5 separate regions of the Mus musculus genome follow, and regions 1, 2, 3 and 5 are each linked to region 4. The links are chromatin loops, found by intact Hi-C in ENCODE. Cell type or tissue: heart. All regions are shown on one strand. Region 1 overlaps Iqgap2 (IQ motif containing GTPase activating protein 2). Region 2 holds the start of F2r (coagulation factor II (thrombin) receptor). Region 3 overlaps Iqgap2 (IQ motif containing GTPase activating protein 2). Region 4 has its middle 15 kb from the start of Gm32640. Region 5 holds the start of Iqgap2 (IQ motif containing GTPase activating protein 2).

Region 1 (5,000 bases), 160 kb before region 4:
GTGAGTGCCTATAGAGGTCTAAGGTGTTAGCCTGGAGCTAGAGTCACAGTTATAAGTTTCCTAGCAGTTCTGAGATTTGAACTCAGGACCTCTAGAAGAGCAGAAAGAATTCTTAACTGCTGAGCCATCTCTCCAGTCCCTGGATTAGAGGATTTGTTGGTTTATTCTTATGTTCCAAGACCTCCCTCACTTTAACACACATTTTCTACCTAGAAACAAATACTTTATACTAAAAGGAAAAAAAAAAACAGATTTTTTTTTAAGCAACATACTTGTCCTTTTTCTCCTCCTCCACTTCTCCTAGATTTGAAGCTCAGACACTCAAGTCTAGCTCTGCCATGAGTCAGTGTCATCCAAACAGCAGCCAAGTCTTCTCTTCCTGCCTTCCTGTCCTTTTGTCTTAACCTACTGGACAGGGGTGACTAGTGCATTAGAAGAGAGAGAGGGGAAGTACTTAAGCATTGGCTGTAACCTTGTAGCCAGTCACAGTGCATCAGGTGGCAAATGTATGGTCAATCTGTGTCATTAGATAAAATGCGCCTTTGCTTGCTACACTTTCTTGTTTGCTATAAAACACAAAACGTGCATTATCATGCTGAAATCAGTTTGTTTTAAGATTTTCTGTGGTGATCCAGAAAGCTATAATGTATATATTAATATAAATATACTTTGTATGGACAATATTCTAAATACATCGTGATATATTCAGTTTTTAAAGTAAATCTTTTAAAGTTGCCTCCCTTCAATATAACAAAAGAACTATCCCTTTTGAAACTGATTAAAATCATATAAAATGAAAGCTAACGCATTTATGAATAATCCAAATAGATTCATGAATATGTAAATTTGGAGGTACTTCCTTGTGTTACGCCCACCCCCCAAAAAACTAGTTTCACCTTAAATTGCATCAAATATCTAAACCTTATAGCACATTTTAAAGTTTCTACCCAATTTGTAACAGCAAAATTAGCTTTTGGGGGCTAGAGTCAACTTCCTCAGCTTAAAGATTGTATTTGTTTTTCCAGGTTTATAACATTTAGTTAGGTAAAGCCCTTCTTTCCTGGACCCGGTTTCCAGTCATTTACTGTACTGAGATCTTAACTGGACCTCTCAGCCTGTTTTGTCTAACCACTGGCTTAATTGCCAGGTTGGATGGAGCCTGGTAGGCAGGCGGCACCTCTGGGAGCCGCGGTGGGATACATATTTGTGACATTGTAACTGTGGGTTATACATAACACAGCCCCCAAAACAATAATCTAAGGGAACCTAGGAGCCATTTACGTGGCTTTCCTGAAAGCCAATGAAGAGCAGGTGGGCATGCTCATTGTCATATGCATCCCGTGTCCAAAGCACATCTGTGCCGTGCATGCGATGCCGGGAGCTCACTCTACCCTGTGTTTGCCAACAGAACTACTTGGCCCACGAGGAGCTCCTGATTGCCGTGGAAATGTTGTCTGCCGTTGCTCTGCTAAACCAGGCCTTGGAGAGCAGTGACCTCGTGGCTGTGCAGAACCAACTCAGAAGCCCCACCATAGGCTTCAACAATCTGGATGAGGCACACGTGGACCGGTAAGGAGCACTTCCCGGATGCTCTTTCAGGGTGGAAAAAAAAAGTGCTTGGCAGATCCCCCCACCCCCACCCCCAAGTGGAAAAGTCCACATGTCCTGCTTGCATTTTCTCAAGAGCGGTCTGCTCTGCCACAGGGGCTTCTTTATCCTCCTCTCCTAGAGACAAAATTGTCATCTTGTATTAACAACTGACTTTATTCCAAGTTGATACCTAGAGGAGCTGTGAAAATACATCAACCAAAGAGTACACATGGTGGGACTCGTGACTCCAGCTGCATATGTAGCAGAGGATGGCCTAGTCAGTCATCAATGGGAGGAGAAGCCCTTGGTCCTGTGAAGGCTCTAAGCCCCAGTGTAGGGGAATGCCAGGGCCAGGAAGCAGGAGTGGGTGGGTTGGTGAACAAGGGGAAGAGAGGAGGGGATAGGGGATTTTCGGAGGGGAAACCAGGAAAGGGGTTAACATTTGAAATGTAAATAAATAAAATATCTAATTTTAAAAAAAGAAAGAAAGGAAAGGGAAAAGAAAATACACCTTCCTGAATAGGGGAAGGATCGCTGCCCCACAAGGGATAGGAACTCTACAGGAAGACTAACAGTCAACTAACCTGGACCCACTGGGCTCTCAGAGTCTGAACATCCAACCAAAGAACATACATGGGCTGGACCTAGGCCTCCCTGAACATATGTAGCTTGGTCTTCAAGTGGATCCAGAGCAACTGGCATGGAGGGCTATCCCAAAAGCTGTCCCCTGTGTGTGGAATATGTTCTACTAGCTGAGCTGCCTTGTGTGGCCTCAATGGGAGAAGCACCGAGTCTCCCAGAGACTTAAAGTGCCAAGCTGGGAAGGGAAGATATCCAGGAGGGCCCACCTGCTCAGAGGAGAGGGGGAGGGTGGAGGAGAGAAGAATTGTAGGAGGGGGTGACTAGGAGGGGGCAGTGAGTGAGATGTAAAGTGAATAAGTAAAAAAATTAAATTTTTAAAAAAGAAGAAAAAAGTACACCTTCCTTCCAGCTTCTTTAGGAAAGTTAGAAGTAGCTGTATATACAATGTATCCATTCTATTGACAAGGAAACTTCTAAGGTTATGAACCTTAAGTGGAGCCCCAAACTCTCTCCAGTGGTTGTTGGCCTAAAAGAGCCTTGTAAGCCCTTTCGTTTTGGGGTCCCCGATAGCTGCATTTGCTAGTCAGGCGGACGACTTCAGTGGATCTACAGAGAGTGCTAAGGCTGGAATTAAAAGACAAATGAGAGGTTTGTTCTTTCTCTTTGCTTCTGGATTCTGAGGGCAGGGCCTTAGCACACTTGCAAAGCACTCAGCCCTGGAATGAGAGAGAGATCAGATAGGAAAAAGGAAAGGAGATGAGTGGCCCCTAAATTGCTGTGACCACCAGGGGGAGATGTCTACCCAGATCCTGATGAAAATTTAGCCAGTGATTCTAAACTGGCTCCAGATGGAGAGCTAGAGCTGCATCACGCGCAATTGCAAAGGAAACTGAAAGAGTTCTTAGATTCTGAGGAAATGGTGACAGGTCACTTGAGCATGCACAAAATGGCAGAAAAGAAGCGTCTTCCTGAAGACGCTTCCCTCCTCCTGATCTCTATGAACAAAACCCCTTGCTCTCTCAGGCAGTGACTCCTCCCTCCACTCCTGTCAATCACAGCACCCCTTGCTCTCTCAGGCAGTGACTCCTCCCTCCACTGCTCCTGTCAATCACAGCAGACGCTGCTCCAAGCTTAGAAATCTGTCTGATGTCAAGTTTTCTTCTGCCCCTGGCCAGCACCTTCTGTGCCCAGCTGATCTCTGTGTCCAGTCCTCAGCTAAAGGCTCCCTCTCCAGGGACCACCGTCATAGCAGTGTCTCTCCCTTTGTGCAGTAGCAGTGTCCATGATGAAGCTCCCACCTCTTTCTTCTCCTCCTCAGGTCGCCAGTCACACTTATCTAACCAACTTCTGAGCCCTCCTGATGCTGGAGTATGAGTCACAGCTGCTCGCTCCTTGGAGAGTTACATGTAACCGTGACTCTTAGCAAAGCAATTGTCAAACATACCGGGCCACCTGCCCTCTGACTGACAGTACTTCTCCCATCCAGTACTCTAGCCGTCCACTCTGTTGATCAAAATTGCCCCCATCTACAAATACCACTTAAGGAAAGGGACTCGCTCCATTCGAGAGCCACATTGCCTGCACGAGCCAAGTTCATGATATAATAATAACTTAAGGACAGGGGTCACCCTGGCATAGTGGCACACACCTGTGATTCCAACATGAAGGCACAGAGGCAGGAAGATGAATTCAGAATTCTCCTTGACTATATAGCAAGTTTGAGGCCAGCTCAGGCTACATGAGACTATTTCAATATGAAAATATTACATATATCTGTATGAGTATGTGTGTGTATATATATGTATAATTTATACAATTACACACACACACACACACACCACCACCACCACCACCACTACCATCACCACTACCAACATTAACAACAATAACAGCAAAGAAGAACAGTCTTGTTTTAGTGCATAGTTGAACCCCTCTGGTCCAAATCCAAGTGGCATCATGGTTTTAGACTTCTATGGGATATATAACAGAGGGGCCAGCAGGCCCAGTGTTGTTAGTGCTGGCCTGGCTGAAGCATATATATATATATATATATATATATATATATATATATAAATGTATATTTATGTGTGTGTGTGTAGTGTGTGTGTATTATATATATATATATATACATATATGTATGTATGTATATGTATATATTATATAGGCTGAAGCATATATATATATATATATATTATAACACACACACACACACACACTGCAGCGATGACTTTGTACTGAAGAGCCTTCACTTGAGGGGACTGTGAAGTCCTATGGGCTCCTTCCTAAAACTTCCCTTTGGCTCAATGGCACACATTTCTAAGGGGATCCTGGGTGTTGTCTATTCCAGTCCTTAAGGATTCCTACAGAGCCATCACTTATATTTTTATTAAGTCTACAAGAGGCCCCGAAAGGCTTTGTACATTCTTAAAGAATGGCCTTGGTCTCTGAGGAAGGCTAGCCAGTACAGATCTCCAGGAGTCCCTGCTGTTGGTTTCATCTGTGCTACTTGTTAGATGTCAGTAACATAACTTCTTTGTGACTTTGTGAGGCAAAATTCTCAAGCACAATCCCTGGCCCATTTCGGCCTACTTTGGCCTACTTTGGGTTGGCCTCCATTGGTGTCCATCATTCGTCATCACTGCTTCCTGTTTTGCAGAACTTTTTTTCTTCTTAAGCTACATTGTATAAAAGACACCTCAGTGTCACTGGTAGCATGAAGAACTTTGGGGACTTTTGTCGCCTCCAGGGAAACACTTAGGCTCGTTGCAGTATTCTTTTTAGCTTCCTTTGCTCACAGGCATCAGGGGCTACAGACAGAAGCCACAGGT
Region 2 (5,000 bases), 54 kb before region 4:
GTTTTAATGCCATTTTAGGGAGGATGCTGAAAACTGACTCCAGGGGCTGGATAGACAGCTCGGGGGTTAAGAGCACTTGTTGCTCTTCGCAGAGGGCCTTGTTCAGTTCCCAATACCCACACAGTGGTTCACAACCATTTATAATTCCAGTTCCAGGGAATCCAGTGCCCTCTTCTGAACTCTGTGGTCACTAGGCATGCACGTGGTACAAACACATGCAAGGCAAAACACATTTAAAAAGCTTTTAAAGTTTTTCAAACTTACTCCACTCTAACCCAGGGTTTTAGGAATGAATGATTTTATTCAGTGTATCCACACGATATACACTACACCCTTGTTAATAATCATTTCAGTATGACGGTGTCTGTCCCAGTATCTCAGCTTCTGTGACTAATAAGCAACATTATATTCAGCAATGAACCGGAAGCACAAAAGAGTGATGCACAGAGGGTATCCTGACATGTGAAAGAACAGATTAACTCTGATGCTAAGGAGCAATGCGGCACGAGTTACAGGTAGAAAGCCCCCTGCAGACAGGGTTTAGCATCTCTAGCTTTCAGGCTTCAGAGTCTAGAAACATCTCTGTGGATGAAAAAAAAAAAAAGGTCTATGCTTTGTATCTTTGAACTGTCAAAAAAACTTGTCATGTGTTTTATCACTTTTATTTAAAATTCCAGTGTCCTTTTTTTCAAACTTTTTTTTGGGGGGTGGCGTTGAGATAGGGTTTCTCTGTGTATCCCTGGCTGTCCTGGAACTCACTCTGTAGACCAGGCTGGCCTCGAACTCAGAAATCCTCCTGCCTCTGCCTCCCAGGTGCTGGGATTAAAGGCGTGTGCCACCACTGCCTGGCTCAAACATTTTTTTTTTAAAGATCTTATTTTATAGATGTGAGTACACTGTCACCACCTTTAGATACTCCAGAAGAGGGCATCTGATCCCATTACAGATGGTTGTGAGCCAACCATGTGGTTGCTGGGATTTGAACTCAGGACCCTTGGAAGGGCAGTCAGTGCCCTTAACCACTGAGCCATCTCGCCAGCCCTGATTCTAGTGTCTTTACAATCAACTGAAGCATCTCTTACAAGCGTATTCCTTGGGTTAATTGCAGCAATTTTCTTTTTCTTGCCTGTGGTCCATAAAAGCGATGAACCTAAAACCCCCACAGCATTTCAGAGAGGTGAGAAAACGATACCATGTTATTATTGTGTGCAGACATGTGCTAATTGTCCCCACTTACCCTAAAATATGCTTTCTCAAAAGATTCCAGTGGGAAGGATTTTACATGGCATTGTCTAGCTGGGTGATTGCACAACTGACAGAGCAACTTAGGAAGATTGTGAGGCAGCTCTGAGGGTAAGGGGAGGAGATGGCCTCTGATCTTGTTTTCTGCATTGATCCAAATGTTGGGATTCCGCATTTTCTTAATTAGTGATTGATGGGGAAAGGTCCAGCCCATTGTAGGTGGTACTATCCCTGGGCTAATGGTCCTGAGCTCTGTAAGAAAGCAGGCTGAGCAAGCGTGAACAGCAAGCCAGTAAGCGGCACCCCTCCATGGCCTCTGCTTCAGCTCCTGCCTCCAGGGTCCTGCCTTGTTTTGAGTTCCTGTCCTGACTTCCTTTACCGATGAACACTTATATGGAAATATAATCCAAATAAACCCTTTCCTCTCCAACCTGCCTTTTTGTCGTGGTGTTTCATGGCAGCAATAGAAACCCTAAGACAATCACAGCACTTCAGAGCGCTAAGCTGTGAGCTGGCTCTTTCAGAAACTGGGTAGAGGACCAGGATTAATTTCCGGGGTGTCTTCCTCACTAGACTCTTTCTAAACAAAATAAGCTGGGGCTCCCTCTCGCTAGGCCTCAGCCATGACCCCCCCCCTTCTTTTGATATCTAACGCTGAAATGTAGTCAAGCACAAACCATAAGGACCTGGGAAGGACCCTTTAAAATTCCTCAGTGCTACCCCTCCTCTTCCCACCCAACATCTTTCTGGTGAGAAAGCCCTGGGCGTTGGGGCCTGTGGCTGAGGCTCTGGCTTGGGTCACCAGGGGAGGCAGAGTTCGGTAAGCAAGAGCTTGGTGAATCAGCGCCTGGATACCTGGTCCACTTCCACTCGTGTGTGGAAGATCAAAGGCTCAACGTGATCCATCTAAGCTCGCAAAATAAAAGAATTTCGAGAAATGTCAAGCACTCTGTCCACATATCTGGGGACACCCTTGTCACTGCAGGGGGGCGGGGGGGACGGGGGGACGGGGGACGGGGGACGGGGACGGACGGACAGAAGTCAGTAGCCAACTTTTAGCTAAACTCCAAACTTGTGTGCAGCCAGACGCCGGGGAGGAGAAGAGACTTGGAGCACCACCACGGGACTGTCCCCGTCTAGCTTCGCTTCCCTTGCTCCACGTCCCAGGAGAGTCATTGAAGCGGCCGCAGGCGCTCTCCGAAGACCCCGAGGGGCTGAGTCACTCCCAGGCTTGCAGCTCAACCACACCGGGTGGGACAAGGGGAGACTGGGGAGGAGCGAGCATCTGGTGCGGTCTGCCGCTTGGGTTCCGGAGCGAGGGGCTGCGGGCACGAGCGGAGACTGCGGGCACGCGCACAGCCCGCGGAGCCCCGCCCCACGCCCCTGAACCGCCTCCAAATACTCACCCAGGGGCCGCGCAGTCGCCTCTAGTCACCCGCAGGCTCCGACCGAGCTACTCAGAAAGAAGTAGGCGACGGCGGGCGCCGGGCCGCGCGGGCAGCCTTGGGACAATGGGGCCCCGGCGCTTGCTGATCGTCGCCCTCGGCCTCAGCCTGTGCGGTCCCTTGCTGTCTTCCCGCGTCCCTATGAGCCAGCCAGGTAAGAGCTGCGGGTGGGTGAGCATGGGGGAAGCTATCAGAAGTTTTAGGTTGCGCCAGCTCCGTGAGGGGGTGCTCCTGGCTGCAACCCTGCCTCAGTTTCCCCCAGGAGCCAAACAGTCATTTGGGCCGAGATCTAGAGGTTCCCCTAGTCACATCCATGTGGGGCGCACCATATCCTCCCCACTCCCCGCACGGCCGATGCTCTTTTGGACTCGGTTTTGGAGGGTGCAGTCCGCGGGCCACCGGGTGTTGGATCCGGAGAGGGGCCCGAGGGTCCGCGGAACGGTCTCCACAGTCGCTTTAATTGTCATTGTGTGGCCTGTTTTACAAGACCACCTTCAGAAAGAAAGGGTCTTGTGATTCTGGGCTTTCGGTGTGCAGTGGAACCACTCTCCTCAAGTTTTTGCTTTGATGGAAACTCGTTTTCTCGTTTGATTTACAAGGAGGGAAAAGCGATGTGAAAGAAAAAATTCACAGTCACACAATAAAGACCGGACAGCCCCCAGCTTGGCCTGGTACCCAGGAGGTGATGAAGGTTTCTGGTTGCAGGGAGTGGAGTAGGTCTTTGTTATCGGAAACCTGTTTCTCTGCATGGAGAAAAGGGACCCCTCTTCAGAATCAGGCGCACCTAGAAATTATCTAGTCTTAGTTTTTTTCAATGGAATTTCTCATCTGCCGCAAGGACATTCGTTACTTACAGTGTATTTTTAAATATCTGCCAGTTTGACCAAATAAATTAGTTTGGTCGACTTATTTCGTCAAATATTTTCTCTTTTCTCCAAAGCAGAGGCGTAGCCTGTAAAGTTCCCAATTGTTTCGACTTTCTTAGTAGGGACACCTTTAGCCGTTCCTTTCACGCTGAAGAAAATCTAGTGGGTTTTCTTCAGTTTTTGTTATCTCTGAAAGAATGTGCACTTCGGTGCTCCCACATGTAAGGATTAGGAGGTGACAAAGAGTGGGGTGTTTCCTGTTGTCTGTCTTTCTTCAGTGTGAGCTTGAGTGGTGCTCATGGGAAAACTCAGAGCCCCACAGAGGGCCCCCACGCCGAGCAGCAGCTAACCAGCCTGCCTGTGTTTGGGTAGCCGACCTTAGACCTTAATCATCAGCAGCCGTGAGGGGGAGGACGATCCAAAGTGTACATGGAGGTGCGAGCTCACATAACTTTAGGTTACTTCCTCGCTTTTATTTTGGGACAGGCCTTTTAAAATATAGACTATGAGATGTGGCCAGCACAGATCATAGGTATGATAAGGAGACATTTATCCCCTTTCTCTGATTCTAAAAATAAGGCCCAGAGAGATTGAGTGGCCTGCCTTGAGGGGGGGGGGGAGTTATAGGAGTGGTCCCCCTACATTGGGTACAGACAATAAGTGAACTCACAAACTCAGCCAAAAACAAATCTGCTTCTCCTTACCGCTGCATAAAGAGAGAATGGCTGTGGGTAACTGTGGCCAAGTGCCTTGGGATTTCAGAGACGGCCATCCTTATCTCTAGGCCAAGCCCAGTCCCTTGGCAAGAAGCAAGAGGTCCCTGTACAAGACGGGCCCCAGCCTTGCTCTACTTCCCCTGACATATTCCTCACTTCACCCAGTCTCTAATCGCTCCTCAAGAATGTTGCCCGCTCTGGGTTCTTCTCCCATGTCACTCCAGACCAGCCGGCTTTTCTCAACTTCGCATGTCCTCTTAACCGTGAACCGTGAACCGCTACTCTGTAGGAACCTCCCGCCCTAGCTGCTCCTGCCTGGGTCTGTCATGTGAACTTGCTCTTTTTAAAGCCCAGGACTTGCTTCTTTTCCAAAAATCTTCCTCCCATTCACCTTCCTCCCCACCCCGGGCCTCTTCGGTTCCTGCTGCCCTGGTGAACTGGAGCTTAGCTGGGTTCTAAGCAAAAGGACCGCAAAATAATGGGGTTCACCAGAAACCTGGGTGTCTGATGTTGCTACTCTCTTCGTTTGGAGCTCACATCTCTTTTGTTCCTTAGTAACTCTCTTTTATTCAGTTTTTTACTTCCTCTTGCTAGAACTGACAGAATAAATGGCTTTCCCTATAAGCCAGGTGTTTTTCCAGGATTCACTGCTCCCCACGTCCTGCCTTGCTGTAGTTCTCTACTAAACCCAGTAGAGTTAACAAGTTCATGGCTGGAGGAGGGGTTATGTG
Region 3 (5,000 bases), 100 kb before region 4:
AAGCCATTCAAAATTTCTACCTTCAAGATCATTCAATCATCCTACAAGAGCAGAACCTCTGTCATCCACCAGAAACCACAATGAATTAGTCAAGGAATTAGTAACTTTTCTTTCTGCTTTTGAAAATTTAGTTTTGGGGACAGGTTCCTCTTGGCTCACAGTTTGCGGGTACAGTCCATCGAGGCCATGACAGCTGCCGGGTGGGGCTGAGGCAGCAGGAGTGTGTGGCAGCTGCTCACTGCCTCCACATGCCGGAAGCAGAGAGGGGGAACGTGGGTGCTGGTCCGCTGGCCCCATTTTCTATTTTATTTCCTTTGAGGCCCCAGCCTCTGGGCTGGTGCCATCACACTGAAGATGGATCTTCCCTCCTTGTCTACATCTCCCTGCAAACACCCTCATTGACATGCCAGAGGAGTCCCCCTAGGCTGCCCCGAAGATTAACTACTTCAACCATGAATTCAGCCTGACGTCTATACTATGTAACCACTAAAAGGTGTCCTGGAAGACTAGGGACAAGGCGATGGCTTACAGTAGAACAGCAGAAAAGACACTACCTGAATAATATGACTTCTATCAGCAAAGGGAACTTTGTGAAGAAATTCAGGAAAAGAAAACTTTGACATGCTCCCTGAACAACAAGAACAAAATTAACGTTGAGCGTCTGTGCTTCTTAGCCATGTGTGTATCTTACATCTTATGCAGGAAGTGCCAGCTCTAGTCCTTTTTGTGCATTTCAGTTCTGAGTCTTTCTAGTTTTTGGTTGCAAGAGCATCTAAGCCGGGCGGTGGTGGCACACGCCTTTAATCCCAGCACTCGGGAGGCAGAGGCAGGTGGATTTCTGAGTTCCAGGCCAGCCAGGGATACACAGAGAAACCCTGTCTTGAAAAGAAAAGAAAAAGGAAAGGAAAAAGAAAAAGAAGAAGAAAGAAAAGGAAAAAGAAAAAGAGCATGTTTCTCTAATCTGCAGGCATTTTCTCTCATCCTGGAAAGTCATGAAACTTTTTAGCTTTGATGATGGCTGATTTTGTTGTTCCTTTTGTAACTTATATTGTATTATAGTGGAGAATCCGTTGTTCAGTCCAAAGTCAAAATTGCTGGCTAGTTTTCCTTTCTCGGGGTTGGTCATTTCTGCTCCTGTGTGTGTTTCTGTTTTGAGGTTCTTGTGCTGTGAGGTAGGGGGTCTGACTCTTTCCTGGAGGATGTAAGTATCTAGCTGTTCCACCATCATGTTTTTAAAAAGAGTACTCTTTCTTCATTTAATTTTCTGATGCCTGCATTAAATCCTGAGAGCAAACAAGTACAGCTTTGGATAAAGCCTATGGCAAAGCCTGAACTCATCTACCAGGGGCACTTCTTCAATTTAATTTAATTTCAAGGTCCCCTCTTCCTTTGTTTCCAGGGGAAGGAAACAGAAAATGCACGTTGTGGTGGGTCTTGGTTTGGTTTTTATTGCTGTGAAGAGACGCCATGACTAAGGCAACTCTTATTTTAAAGAAAAAGAAATTTTTTTTTAATTGGGCTGGCTTACAGTTTCAGAGGTCCAGTCCATTTCATCATGGCAGAAAGCATGGCAGCATGCAGGCAGACGTGGTGCTGGAGGAGCCGAGAGTTCTACATCTTGATCCACTGGCAACAGAAAAATGTGTTCCACACTGGGCAGGGCTTGAGTATATGAGACCTCATTGCCCACTCCCACAGTGACACACTTCCTCCAGCAAGACTACACTGACTCCAAGAAGGCCACACCTCCTAATAGTGCCATTCCCTATGGGCCAAGCATTCAAACACTTGAGGTCTATGGGGGCCATCCTATTCAAACCCAAGGAGGTTGTGGGGGGGAGAGGCAGAGACAGAGACAGAATGTGTGTGTGTGTGTGTGTGTGTGTGTGTGTGTGTGTGTGTGTGTGTGTGTGTGTGTGTGTAGGAAAATGATAAAGTGTACCAAGGTAAAAATAACGATGTCATAAAATTCTTCACAGGATGTAATCTCACACAGAAAAAAGCTGAATAAGAAAAAAGGTGGTGAAATAGAAATACTGAATAACACTGACAACAAGGGAATTAAAAGCTTGAGTAAGGAGAGACGGAAAACACTGGAGACCTACCAGCAACTGTTCTACCTCCTCCAGGTGAGCGAGCTTCTCCTCCACTCTGGCTTGTGGATAAACAACAAGCTTCCCACTATGGATCCTCGCCCATGCTCCAGCCAACAGCTTAGTTACATGCTCTATGTGAACATCATAATAACAGCTTTGTATAACATTTATAATAATAGCTTAGGAAATGCTTTACTAAGTACTAACCGTTAACGTTAGGTGCTTTATGTAGAGTAACTCATTGAATTCTTGACCTAGCCCTGAGCATCAGGATAAGGAATGGCATTCTTCCCATACTGCAGATGAAAAACCTCAGACCCAACCAATAAACAGTAGGCAGCATGCAGGCAGTTAGCCTTCAGGCTCGCTCCCTTCACAACTGCACTGTACCTCAGTGATGTGCAGAAGCAACGTGAAGTTCATCATGATGACCTCAGCATGCCATTAAAGGTTTCATGTCAACCGATGACAAAACTAGTCACTAGAAAAGCAAATCTGTGCCAGGGACAGACCTCCTCCTTTGGGAGCCAGAGCCAGAGAGGTGGGACTATTTTGACGTCATTATTTTCATGGCATTATTTTCTGAGCCGAATGAGTCATAATTTGACATGGCATCCAGGGTACCGGATTATGGTTGGACTTTGATGGGCTGGCTATTGGTTTGTTCCCTGTTGACAATCTGATTACACACTGAGGGACCTGGGCAAGTACAAGCCATTAGCAGCAGACTCCACACCAGCAGGAAAACCACCCACCCTCAAAGAGGTGGGCCAGTAGTAGTTCATTGTGTGGCTCCAGGCCTGCAGGTGCCTGAACCTTTGTTGTTCCCTGGATCGGATACTTAGAAGAACTCACTGCATGCAAGAGCCCCACGGAAAGTACTAAATAACAGATTGGAGAATGACTTCAAATGGATATATGTGCCTCTGATGGCCACTATGTGGCAGCATAGGAGGAAAAATATCCGTGCTTTTACCTTTGCCTGTGCAATTCACTCCTGACCTGCAACCTTTCCCTAAAGGAAGAGCCCCTCCCCACTCCCCGCTCCCTGCTCCCCGCCCCCTGCCCCCCCCCCGCCCCCACCGCCACCTCCACTGTGGCCACCTTAAGCAGAGATGCTTTGCTTATCCAATTTAGAGTAGTGGTCAAGCCGTGGCTGAGTGTTTAAGTCGGAGGAACTCCTCAGCTGCTTGTAGTCCAGGCCTTTACCTCTCCTTGAGTCCAAGGCCAGTGATGAAATGGTAGGAAAGAAAATGGCCTGGATTCCTGTCGCCCTATGATCACACGTTAGTCGGGACTCTTCTCCACAGCTGTCCAGCCAGGAGAGGACGTGCTTAGGTCTGTGTCTCTAGCACGAGCTACACGGGGAAATAAATTCTTTTAAAACCATGATACCTACATTTAGTTATCAGTAGAAAAGAGGCTAGCAGTCTAGGAAAACATTGTCCTGGGCTGGAGAGATGGCTCAGTGGCCAAGAGCACTGCAGATGACCCAGGTTTGGCTCCCAGCATCCACTTGAGTTGGCGTCTGTAATTCTAGTTCTGGGGTATGTGTAACTCCAGTTCTGGGGTATCTGACACCCTCTCGTGGTCTCCAACACCTGCACATAAAGTGCACATGCAGGCAAGCAGACGCACACATTTAAAAAAAAAGTTTTTAAATTAAAAAGAAAATAGAGTCCAGGGTATTTTATGCACAGAACTTTATCCCAACACTCTGATCTCAAAACTAGAGTAGCAACAGAAACCAGGATCTGGTTTTTCTTGGAAACCTTCAGGCCACGCAGCTAGGGCATCCTGAGTGAGTCTTAGCTGCCAAGCATACTAACATTGACCATTGTCTTTTCTCACGAGCAGTGAGAAGAAGAGTGGCCCATCTTTCTGTGTGAATTCCTCTCTCTCTGTATACACTATATTTTCTCCTTTAACTTTGGTCCAGCCGGCAAAGCTGCCAGAGGAAGACGCTTAGACCAAAGGCTGGCTCTAATTTCACTCTCTTCTCTGGAACTCTGTTGTCTTTAAATTCCTGTCAATTTCTTGAACTCCTTTTATTCTTGGGGGGGGGGGCTGGGGGCAGGTGGGTCCTTGTTTTGACTCATGTTCTTTCTGGAATTTCTCTTGTTGGCTATTCTGACCCCACCCCCACCCTCCCCAGCCTTATTCTTTCTCCCTCTTTGGAGAATGTCATGGCGGGCTGGCTCACTGTCTCCATGTGTAAGCAGGGCCTTTTCTTTCTCCTTCTAGGCACAGATGGTGTGTATTTCCTTCTGTTTACCTGTCAATCTTTCTAGGCCAGCTTGGCTACTTCAGTCTGTTCCTTTCTCCTCAGTTCAGATTCTATGGGCCCACCTCCTCTTCTGTGTCTCTCTAATAAACATTATATGTCGTTAAAAGTACAAAAATGTATAAAAGACGACTATAGCAAACAAACCATGTAATAAGCAGCACTAACATGTTATAATGTTTCAATGTAGCTTCCTAAACTGTCATTGTATAATATTAGCTGATCTCTGCCAGAGGCTGTGTGCTAGGACCCATCTGTTCCTCACGACACATTCAGTCACGGGAGAGCCGAGAATCAGATGCCACGCTCTGCTTTCGTAGACATCAGCCTCTAGCTGACGGCTCCCACCTTCTCTTGTAGACCAAACCTTCATACCTGGCTAAGCTGATTTTCCAGATGCCACAGAACAAGTCGACGAAATTCATGGACACGGTTATCTTCACTCTATACAATTACGCCTCTAACCAGAGGGAAGAATACCTGTTGCTCAAGCTCTTCAAAACTGCGCTGGAGGAAGAAATCAAGTAGGTATAAAGCCCACGAGAAAGCACCAAGGCAGGTGCTCATGATAGCGGTGGGCTAGCTCAGGCTGACACACATAACTTTAAGAATTCCATTCA
Region 4 (5,000 bases):
CACCTTGTAATGGCGTATGTGGCTTCCCACAGCACAGGACTCACCAGAACCAAGTTCTCAGTGCAAAGGAGGTTTATTTGCCTCCAGAGGGGAACGGGCAGGGATAAGAGACAAAGACAGGAGACAGAGGGTAAGGGAGAAGAAAAACGGGCTAAGGGAGAGAGGGGAAGGAATATTTGCTCCTGAGGAACAAAGAAGTGCCTCTGGATAGAGGGAGACAGACATGGCCCACAGGCAAATGGGGAAAGCCTTGGTTAGGATGAAGTGTTAAATTTTGATTGGGAAAATTAATTAGGTAAGCCAAAGGGGCCTTCTGATTGCTGGACTTAAGTACTTTGATAGCTGGACCTTGGTGGTCAGCCTCAGGAGGAAGAAGTGATCAAATAAGGGACTGGACCTTGGTGGCTCAGTTTAGGAGTGTAATCTAACGATCTTTAGCAAGGGGGGTGGGAGGGGTAAAAGGCAAATTCCATCAGCGCCATGTTAGCCATACTCAGGTATGGGAAAGCACTTCAACAACAACCTGTAGTCCTACCTACTTAGGGGCTTAAAGCAGTGTATAATCTGAGACTCCTGTCCCAGCCTCCCTAGTGTTAGGATCATGGACATGGCTGCTATGCCCACCCCCCCTCCTAGGTTTGTCTTATCTCTCGGGTCCAGGAGTTAAAGGGCAGCCTGAGCAGCTTGCAGGACCTCATTTCAAAGAAAATAAAAAAAAAAGAAGTTAAAGTATATGATTTACAATTATGAAATTGGGCATTCAAAATAATTAGAACGGATACGGCTATCAACATTAGGGGCAGTGAGTTGACATTGGTCTAGGTGAGCTGACTCCTAGTTCTTCATTATTAGACGTCAATAGAGATTTCTGGAGCTGAGAACCATGATATGGACACTGGTACATCTAGATACAAAAAACCAGGTATCATTGGAAATATAGAGCTAAGGAAAAACAAACAAACAAACAAACCTAGGAGGGGGGATGGGCATGGCAGCCATGTCCATGATCCTAATACTAGGGAGGCTGGGACAGGAGTCTCAGATTATACACTAAATGCAGCAGACCTATAATTAGGTTAGCAGAGATGCTGGCCCCACCAGGTCTTGTGCACACCGGGAATCTGTCTTAGCTAAACCCTGTGCACAGGAAGAATGTCTAAAGTTTCTCCTTCTCTGTAACCTTTCACTTTCCTGGTCTGAAAGTTCTTCCTCTCGATTGTCACACGTTTCTTTAGCCATAACATGCACATCATATTCACAGCCAAAGAAAGCCTTAGTACTTTTGGGGGGAATGGAGAATCCAGAGTCACCAAGGCCCCCAATCAACTGCCAGGGTGTCCTTGTTCTTGCTTGTTCTTCCATTTCCTGGGTTCTGCCCCGTGCCCACACCATAGCTTTATTTTTTTTTTAAAGTGTGTGTGTGTGCTTGTGCGTGCATGCATGCGTGCGTGTATGTGTGTGCCACTTATATGAGTTTGGTTTTGAAGACCAGAAGAGGGATCCTGGAGAGCTGCCTGTTTGTGTTCTAAGAACCAAACACAGGTGCCCTAAAAGAGCAACAAGCACTCTTAACTGCTTAGCTATCTCCAGACTCAACAGGATAGGCTTTCAAACCACAAGAATTCTTCAAGCTATCTTGCAAACCTCTAACATCCCACTTTAAAGGATACAGGGTATAAAAAGAAAAAGCATGGTGAGGAGCCCCCCATCTTAACAGACCAACTTTGGTGAGGCCAAGGAATGAACTCAGAGTCGCACACACGCCTAGAAAGTTCTTTGCCACGGAGTTCCCTAGAGGTGAACTTTGCTTTTAGCTCTCTGTTGTTTGTTTTGGTTTGGGTTTTTTGTTTTTTTGTTTGTTTTCTGACTTTCATTTGTTTTAAAGTAAGAAAGGCAGGCATAGTGGTTCATGCTCATCATCACATTACTTAGGAACTGAGGTAGGGAGATTCGCCTGTATCTGTCTGCGCCCATCCTGATCTACATAACGACAAAAGGAGACTCTGCCATCAAGCAAACAAGGTAACAACAACAAAAGTGACCATAGGAGGGGAAAGTTGAGAATCATTGATCTTAGCAGGGAAGGTTTTCACTCTTTCTCCTGCCTGGCTTTGCTCCACCGCGATCTAAACCAATGCAGAGACTGGAGGAGTTACATTGTTACTCCTCTGACACATCTTCTCAGTAGCATTCATTCACTCCAACAGTCCTGCTGTCTCTTATACCTAAGCAGCAGGACCAGGCTTCTAAACAGGGCTAAAAGTCTCAAGAACTCCCTGGTAGTTCTGCTCTGCTATCAGGACACGTTTCCTTTTAGTTCATAACTTCTCCCCTCTCGGGGCTCCAGTGGAGCAGAGCATAGCACCTTGTGGTCCGGGGTTTGATCCCTAGCACTCCAACCCCAAACGAGCCTCTGAGTTTCCACAAATATTTAGAACATCTTTTCTCAACCTCCCCCCCCAACTGTTTTTCTTTTTGTACCCACATCCATGGATCATGTAGATTTTTTAAAACCATCAGTGTGTAACAGCTGAATGGCAGGTGTGTCTCAACAAGGGTTCTGACATGCCAGGTGGTCTCTGAAGAAAGGTATGGTTAAGAGATGACTATCATCGTTTCCTTTAAGTACAGTAGTTAGTTTAGCTCCATTGATTATAGCTTTCTGCTTATTTGATTTCACAGCAGTTTTTAAAATCATTCCACAAGGATAGTGTACCTCTCGAGCTAGCTGTTCAATGGAAATAAAATTCAATGTTGCTTTCAAGTCCTTAGAGCATCTCATAGGGAAATAGTGGCATTGTGAAGTTCTGAGTGTACCCCAAAACCACAGGTGCCTATGTGGCCATGGCATTACACCTATAACTCTCCCCACCTCCCGGTATACCCAACTCTGCAGAACTCTGCACTGGCAAACAGCAAAACAGTCCTCTTCTGCCACCTACTGTCCTTTTCGAAAATTACACCTTCTTGGACACCGTTCCTGGGTGAGGCAAACCAAACCAACCAAACAAAACCTCTGGGCCTTAAATGGCATACATCAAAGTAGCTAAGTGGGTGAACAGGAACTATGATGTCCAAAACTTATATAACAGTTTTTTGGGTACTTAAATGAGTGCTTGATCAGATGGGTTATGCACATCATTAGTAATGTTCTTTCTACTGACACTTTAACCTCTATAGAACATCCTCATTTTCATGGAGACTGAAGTGTCCAGTGGTGAAATGTCACAGTTCTTCAGTGGCTCTCTGTCAGTTCCTGTTCTCCAGATCTCACTGTGGTCTGCCGTGTCATTTCGACTTCGTTACATATCTGAAATTTGTGCATAATTTTGAAGGAGAGCTAAGAATGTCAATAATGTGTTCTGCTCCAAGTTACCAGATGAGATAGCAAAAGAAGAAAATTTCATGAATGAAGGGCGACTCTCACAAATCCACAGAGGAAAGACTGACTCAATGGTGGAGCTGGAATTTCTCCTACAATCTACTCTCGTGTGCCAGAACTGTCAGCGTGTGGTTCAGAGGCAGTCTGCCAGTCTGGTGCAGCACATTCCATGGTGCTGTTTGCAGTTAGACAGCACCGAGTGACAGCTGAGACAGGGAGATGGATTTGACATATCCATGGCAACGCCTTGGAGGAGCACACGCCCCATGACTCTTCCCTCTGCTGCTGGCCAGCATCGGGTTCACAGAGTGAGCCTCTCTCCTGCATTGGATTGTCAGAACACCTCTTGGGAAGTCAAAATACAGAAACTCTAGGCTACATTTCCTTTTTCCCTGTTTGGGTGCCAGGCTCACAGGATACGGACATGCCGCTCAGGGGAGACAAAATGTAGCCTAAGATAGGGGCCTCAGCCCATGTTTCTCCGGGTGAGAAACTGTGTGGGCTGGGATGGAGGCTGTGGTTCTCAAACTCCTGGGCAATGCCACTGGGAATCGAGGAGCTGAGAATGGGGGCCTGTGGGCCTGAGATGAGCCCAGAACGGGGCAGGGGATATGGGGGAGCCATCCAGCTTAGTGCAGGGTGAGTGCCAGGAGTGCACAGAGGCTTAAGTTCTGCAGGAGACTTAGGCACAGCTCTGTATGAAGAAGGCCTCCCGCCATGGTCGTCTTTAATGAGAGAGACAGTCCTTGCTTGTCCAAACTGTTTATCCAGGGAAATGGGTGCATAGGACTTACTCAGGGTGGGCCAGAGATTAAATACCTTTTGCAGGAAGGAATGTCCCTGGAAGGGAAGTTTATTGGCTAAACCCTTGGCGCCCATCTAGATATCTCATTAGCATGGAGAACTCTGTGTTTCTATACTACTGTGACTAGTTATTATGGTCCTCTTAGTGGGGTGTTGTGGTCACATGCTCTAGGACAGGAACCTGGTCTGGAGCTAGTGAACTCCTGCCTTTCTCCATGAAGAGTTCAGGGTTCTGAACTTTTGCTACCACCTTACCACTTCTTCTGTGGTGGCACAGCAGGTCTGAATTCTGGAAAAGGTCCTGGCTATCCTCAGTACATTCAGACTGCCCTGTGACCTAGACTCTTGCTTCTGAGTACTTTTCCTAGAGCATTTACCAGACAGGAGGAACAAAGCACTGTTGCTGATGGGTCAGGACTAAGCTACTATCTCTGAAAGAGAAGGAAACAGGGGCTATGAGCGGTTAAGAGCATTGGTTGCTCTTCCAGAGGTCCTGAGTTCAATTCCTAGCAACCACGTGGTAGCTCACGACCATCTGTAATGGGATCTGATGCCCTCTTCTGGCCTGCAGATGAATATACAGCAGAGCAATACACACACACACACACACACACACACACACACACACACACAAAATTCTGTCAGATACTGTGAAATACTATGCAGAGCACAATGACTAGGATTTGAACAATCGATGGTGATACGTGGGTGTCTCTAAGGGGCAGAAAATAGGAGTGAGTGGTGAAAAGGGCCTGGAGCAAACAGGGTAAGAGCAAACTCTCCATCAAAGAGCCCTTTACCAAATGGATTTCCT
Region 5 (5,000 bases), 330 kb before region 4:
ATCTTCCCACTTACATCTTTGTGTTTATGCAAACATAGAGGATAGATTTCACTCTATCCAGCCCACCTATGACTTGTTAGCATTGAAGGACCTTCAGCCTGTCTGCAAGAAAGCATCATGCTTCCTGAGGTCAACTTCATAGAAGCTCTTCTTTCCTAACGTCTTCTATAGCCCCTTCCATCCAACATCAGCATCTCCACCTTGTTTGCTCTAATACATTTTGTAATCTGGCCAGAACTCACCTTTTCTCAAGTCCAGAACATTCTGCGATTCTTATGCTCAAAACCAAGAAGTCATGGGTGGTTGTTGTAGCCCTCATATGCAAGCCCAGCTCCTGGGAGATTGAGGCTGTGGGGTCACAAGTAGGGCAAGATCCTGTCTCAAAAATAAACAAACAACAAAACCACCCTAGAACGCCTTTAAGGGCTCTCAAATGTCCCTTAATTGTCATAATCGACCACTTGGTCTGACATTCAGAAAGTGCTCTGCTGCTTAGTAATAGGTTCCCAGCCCAAGCTCAGGTTCCAGCTCATGGCTCCCATCCTTGCCTGTCTCTTAGGATAGGATGTTCTCCACCCAACTCTTGCCTATTTTCAAACTCCACCTGACACCACACTTTGAAATCATACCACCTTCTCAGGCCATTGTGGTTTACAGCGATTTCCTCCCACCTCTCCTCACATAGACCATCTACTTCTTGAGGCCCTGCATCCTGGTGTTCATCCTGAGAACTGATGTGTGAGGAGTTCATCTTTGATGCACAGAATACGCAGTGCGTTTTAGAGTCCAACATGGCGTCTCTGAGACATGGAAGAAGCCTGGCTGACAGGCTGGTCACAGGATGAGTATTGCTGACCTGTGGCCATAGCATTAGAAGCATCTACTTTTGTGGGGAGGAAAATCCCTTTCATCCCATTCCAACAGGGTGAGAATCCAATGTCTCTAGGGGTGGGGGTGGGGAATCCTCTCGCTCTCATCTGATGAGACTTCCCTCTTCCTGTGCACCTAACTCATAGGCTGGCACAACTTCAGCTTCACTGACCACTTGTGAGAAACGCAAGTTCATGAGCCTCAACTCAGACCAACGGAACTGGAGGCGGGGCGGGGTCCAAGAGTCTGAATTTCAAGTTTCAAGAGTTCATTGTGTCTCCCAGAAAGCAGCTGGCTGCTCTCTGTAGATTTGCTTAATTAAAGGTGACTAGTGTCGCTAGACCACCTTTCTTCGGCTAAATCATCTCTTATGACCCTCTCTTTTGATGATTTTTTTTCAGTCATGTGATCACCCACATGCCCCACGTTTGTGAAAAAGCAGTGGCCCATGTTTGGGGGGGGGGGGCTCCCACATTCCTCCAGGCTCCAAGCAACCGCATGAAAACCGTGCTTTTAAAACAGCTACTTGTGGTTTCTGTCTCAAAAGCTGAGCCGGAAAGGGGTTTGTGGTTGTGCGACCCCGGCTGGGCCTGAGCGACAGTTTTGCACATTGGGGGCGGGCTGGCAGAGGGGTGGGCGGATGACTGGCAGTTGTGTTCTGAGTGTTGTTTGGAGGCTGTTAATCTTGCTCCTGCAGCCCGCGCACGAGCTCACCCTTACCGTTTCTTGTCAAGAAAGGGGAATCCTGTGTCTCGTAAGCCAAAAGTCATAAACAACTTTCGTTTATACCCCTAAATGCGAGAAGCAGGCGCTCGCGGGGCTCGGGGGTGGGGTGGGGAGGTGAGTGTGTGAGGGTTGTCCCCGTGCAATCTCTCTAGAGGAAAAGGAACTGCAATGTTTGTCTCTCAGTCACTGAGCAACACCCAGGCGAACTGGGTGCCTGTGGTCTGCTGTGGTTTTTCTTGCTCTTCCCTGCGCTGGTTCACTTCCACCCTCCGGATGCTCCAAGTCGCCCTCCATCTGTGCGCTGGGCTCCAGCTGCAGGGGTCCAGGGTGCCTCTCAGCCCCTTCCTCTCGCGGGAGGCGGGTCCTCGCAACCGGGCGCTGCGCTGTGCGGCCAGTAGGGGTCGCTGCACGGCGGCGCGCTCCCACCGCGGTGAATAACGGGGCCGGGCGGGAGGAGAAAGGAAACCTGCTGGGGGAGGCGGTACGGCCCGCGGGCGGGCGGGCGGGCGGGCGGGCGAACGAGCGAGCGAGCGAGGGAGGAGATAGTTCACTTTTGCCCCGGTGTCAGCGAGACGCGGCCGCCGCAGGCGCGAGTGAAGGAGCACCGAGGGAGCGGAGCGGTCAGCTCCGAGAAGCCGGGCGAGGGCAGCCCAGAGGTGGGATCGGAGCGCGCCCGCCGGGCGCGGAGCCCGCGAGCCTGGCCAGCGAGGGAAACCACGGGGGGCGCTCCCCGGGAGGGCCCCCAGAGCAGCGCAGGATGCCGCACGAAGAGCTGCCGTCGTTGCAACGGCCCCGCTACGGCTGTGAGTGTTCGGGCTCCCGTTGATCTCGGGGCGCCCCTCTCCCTGGGACGGCGTTGGGGAGGCCGAGGGGCTTGAGGGCGCGCTGCGGAGGGCAGCGGCTGGCAAAGTTGAGAATTGGAATTGCAAAGGAGCAGGGCGCGGATTTCCAAGCCCCTTTCTTCCAAATTCCTAATTGCAGCTTCCAGCTAAGTCCCTCCACCTCGCAAGCCTCAGCAGCTCTGGTGCAGATCAGGTTGTGGTTTAGGGGTATCAGGTGAGGAGCCCGCCTTGCTTTGGGCGCTGCCGGCTCGAGCCAGAGGGTGGCGTAGGGGATCCGATGCTTCCCACCCAAAAGGGGCGGAAAGTTTGTTTGCTGTCGCTACAGGTGGGCAGCGCAGCTCCTGTGCCCGCGCGCTCTGCGAGAGGTGAAGGCACTTTCCTGGAAGGGCAGGCTTCTCCTACTAGTCTCTTTTGGGCCTCACCTGAGCAGCTAGAGCCACTTAGGCCCCACAGGTGTGAGGCCCTTCCAGCCAAGGCCTCCAGGGACACGTACCGCCCCCAGCCACTTTCCCGGTGGCTCTCCCCGCCCCCGATCTCCTGCGCGGGAGGATTTCTGTAAGGACAGACTCTGAGCCGGTCTGATTGAAAGTGACGGTGTCGGTTACCCAGCCCCGGGCTGCCGGCGGCGGAAAGAGGTGGCTTTGACTAACAAGAGGGAGCCAGATTATCGCCAACCACGTGGCCCCTTGTGCAGAGTTCAGAGTCCTAAATATGCGCTAGGAAGTATTTCCTTTAAAACAAACAGAACGCTGGCTTCTTCTCCCGGGTTGGCCCTGTCGACAAACGCATGGCCACGAACCATGGGTTAATCTTTTGCTTGGACTGGTCTTGTTAGACGCAGTACCAGGTTTAGGTTAAGGTGGTGACAACTGCAACAGAGTTAGTGTGTTCATGTGGTTTGTGGTGTTTGGTAGGAGCACGGATGAAATTTTTGGAAGAGGGTCGCCAACTTCCCTAAGTCAGTCAGTCAGTCTCTCTCTCTCTCTCTCTCTCTCTCTCTCTCTCTCTCTCTCTCTCTCTCTCACACACACACACACACACACACACACACACACACACACACACACACACACACACACACACACACACATCCCAGTCTTGGAAGGGACTGTCAGAGGTGAGAGGTTTGTTTTTTCCTTGTGACAGCAAGGAGCCAGCTGCAGTTTCTGTAAAGTGAGAAAATGCATTCAGCCACCCAGCATTTTGCTTGCAGCCTGCCCAGTTTGCAGTGGATAAACCACTCAGAGAGCTCCTGGGGCTGGAGGAGGAGCCCTGTGCTCATCTGGTGCTTGCAGTGTCAACCTCAGGTCTTTGGGAGTCCTTTCCTGTGACAAGCTCTTGGGACAGAGGGTGACTTCACCGTGTTGCGCTGTTAAGATGACTAAAAGATCTGTAACTAGGCGAGCACACATTACAAGATGGTTTGACATCACACGGTCTGCGTTATCCCCGTTTTATGCACAATGTGAAGGGGATGAATGTGGATCAGGAATGCAGCATTTCCATTAGCCCCTGCATGGGCATCTGATATGATGCCTGATTTTTATTGAACCAGCCTGTCTCTGCAGCGTGCCTTAGAAGACTAATCAAGGAGGCATTGATTTGGCAAGCCTGACGCCTGCTCTGCTGAATGAGCCACATTCCTGAGAAATCTTCCTCTAAGTTTCTGCGCTGATCTGGAGTGGCAGGGCGGGGTGCTGTTGTTGGAGTCACTTAGCTTCCTTGGGCTTAGCCAATCCCGTTCTCCATTGATTCAACACGGTTAAAATGGGGAATATGTGCTTATGTGTTATCCATACTGGAATATATGGATATGTGAAATATGAAACGTTTAATATTATAGCTGGCTATTACCGTTTAAATGAACATTTTAATAATACTTTTGATACCGCGTTCATATCGAGAATATGTGTACAGCGAGTTTTTTTTTTTAAAAAGCTATCTAGAGCTGGTAAGATGGCTCAGCCAGTGCAGATGCTGCTGCCAAGCCTGACAACCTGAGTTCAACTCCAAGGCCCCACATGGCGGATGGAGAGAGCTGACTCCTCGAGGTTATCATCCGACCTCCACAGGTCCACACATACACACAGGACGTCTAGCAGAACACACCTTGATCTTAATAGACACTACCAAGTTCTTTAACTATATGAGTTGCTGGTTTTTTGGGGCGCTTTGTCAGGAAGGACGACAGGGTTGTCCTCACCTTGTATTATAGGGCATGCCTTTTTTTTTTTTTTTTTTTTTTTTTGGCCTGGTTACTGGTTTGCTAAGCAGGTGAGTTCAGGAAACTTCCAGCGTTAACTCTCCCAAGTTTTCCAGACTGTTGTAAACTCTGTTGGAATAACAACCTTCTAGTGGTTTGGATTAAGCTGTTTTACTTGTTTCAAGTGTGGACTTTTCTGCTTTCTACCCACTTGAACTGTTTTTATAGTCAGTAATTCTTACACAGTGCAACTAAACTAACCTGCCCGGGGTCTCCTAACTCCCCTTCAGGGTAAGCATCTGTAAAAAAACAAAAAAACAAAACAAAACAAAAACAAAAACAAAAACAAAAAACAAAAA

Evidence for each region. Peaks named below come from ENCODE experiments on the same cell type or tissue, not always from the same donor. Only the 100,000 strongest peaks of a DNase experiment are listed, where the experiment ranks them.
Region 1: it touches region 4 in a loop (9-fold over the local background); 38 of 42 quality-filtered maps call a loop at or near these places.
Region 2: a loop joins it to region 4, with 2.4 times the contacts of the local background. A loop is called at or near these places in 3 of 42 quality-filtered maps.
Region 3: a loop joins it to region 4, with 5 times the contacts of the local background. A loop is called at or near these places in 26 of 42 quality-filtered maps.
Region 5: a loop joins it to region 4, with 8 times the contacts of the local background. A loop is called at or near these places in 10 of 42 quality-filtered maps.

The regions. Positions count from the first base shown.
Region 1 is chr13:95,718,082-95,723,081 of GRCm38, reverse strand. It overlaps Iqgap2 (IQ motif containing GTPase activating protein 2), which reads left to right. Exons shown (of 36, transcript NM_027711.1): 11 at 1,409-1,569. All of the region lies in intron 1 of Gm52062 (a long non-coding RNA gene), which reads right to left. Among named protein-coding and RNA genes, the nearest start is that of Gm52062, 14 kb to the right of the region's middle. In heart, a CTCF peak has its summit at 2,951 (motif pointing right); no DNase peak of the experiment used is centred here; H3K4me3 peaks cover 636 bases; H3K27ac peaks cover 891 bases.
Region 2 is chr13:95,616,128-95,621,127 of GRCm38, reverse strand. F2r (coagulation factor II (thrombin) receptor) reads left to right here and starts at 2,662. Exons shown (of 2, transcript NM_010169.4): 1 at 2,662-2,841. The coding sequence starts at 2,754. In heart, no CTCF peak of the experiment used is centred here; DNase peaks (open chromatin) are centred at 2,607 and 4,463; H3K4me3 peaks cover 3,141 bases; H3K27ac peaks cover 3,632 bases.
Region 3 is chr13:95,665,497-95,670,496 of GRCm38, reverse strand. Iqgap2 (IQ motif containing GTPase activating protein 2) reads left to right here. Exons shown (of 36, transcript NM_027711.1): 22 at 1,980-2,129; 23 at 4,741-4,904. Among named protein-coding and RNA genes, the nearest start is that of Gm33074, 4.1 kb to the left of the region's middle. In heart, a CTCF peak has its summit at 3,012; no DNase peak of the experiment used is centred here; H3K27ac peaks cover 1,151 bases.
Region 4 is chr13:95,561,814-95,566,813 of GRCm38, reverse strand. No RefSeq gene overlaps it. Among named protein-coding and RNA genes, the nearest start is that of Gm32640, 15 kb to the right of the region's middle. In heart, a CTCF peak has its summit at 2,947 (motif pointing left); a DNase peak (open chromatin) is centred at 2,933.
Region 5 is chr13:95,889,063-95,894,062 of GRCm38, reverse strand. It overlaps Iqgap2 (IQ motif containing GTPase activating protein 2), which reads left to right and starts at 2,141. Exons shown (of 36, transcript NM_027711.1): 1 at 2,141-2,399. The coding sequence starts at 2,354. In heart, CTCF peaks have their summits at 1,978 (motif pointing right) and 2,695; DNase peaks (open chromatin) are centred at 1,912, 2,792 and 2,962; H3K4me3 peaks cover 3,181 bases; H3K27ac peaks cover 2,312 bases; H3K27me3 peaks cover 349 bases.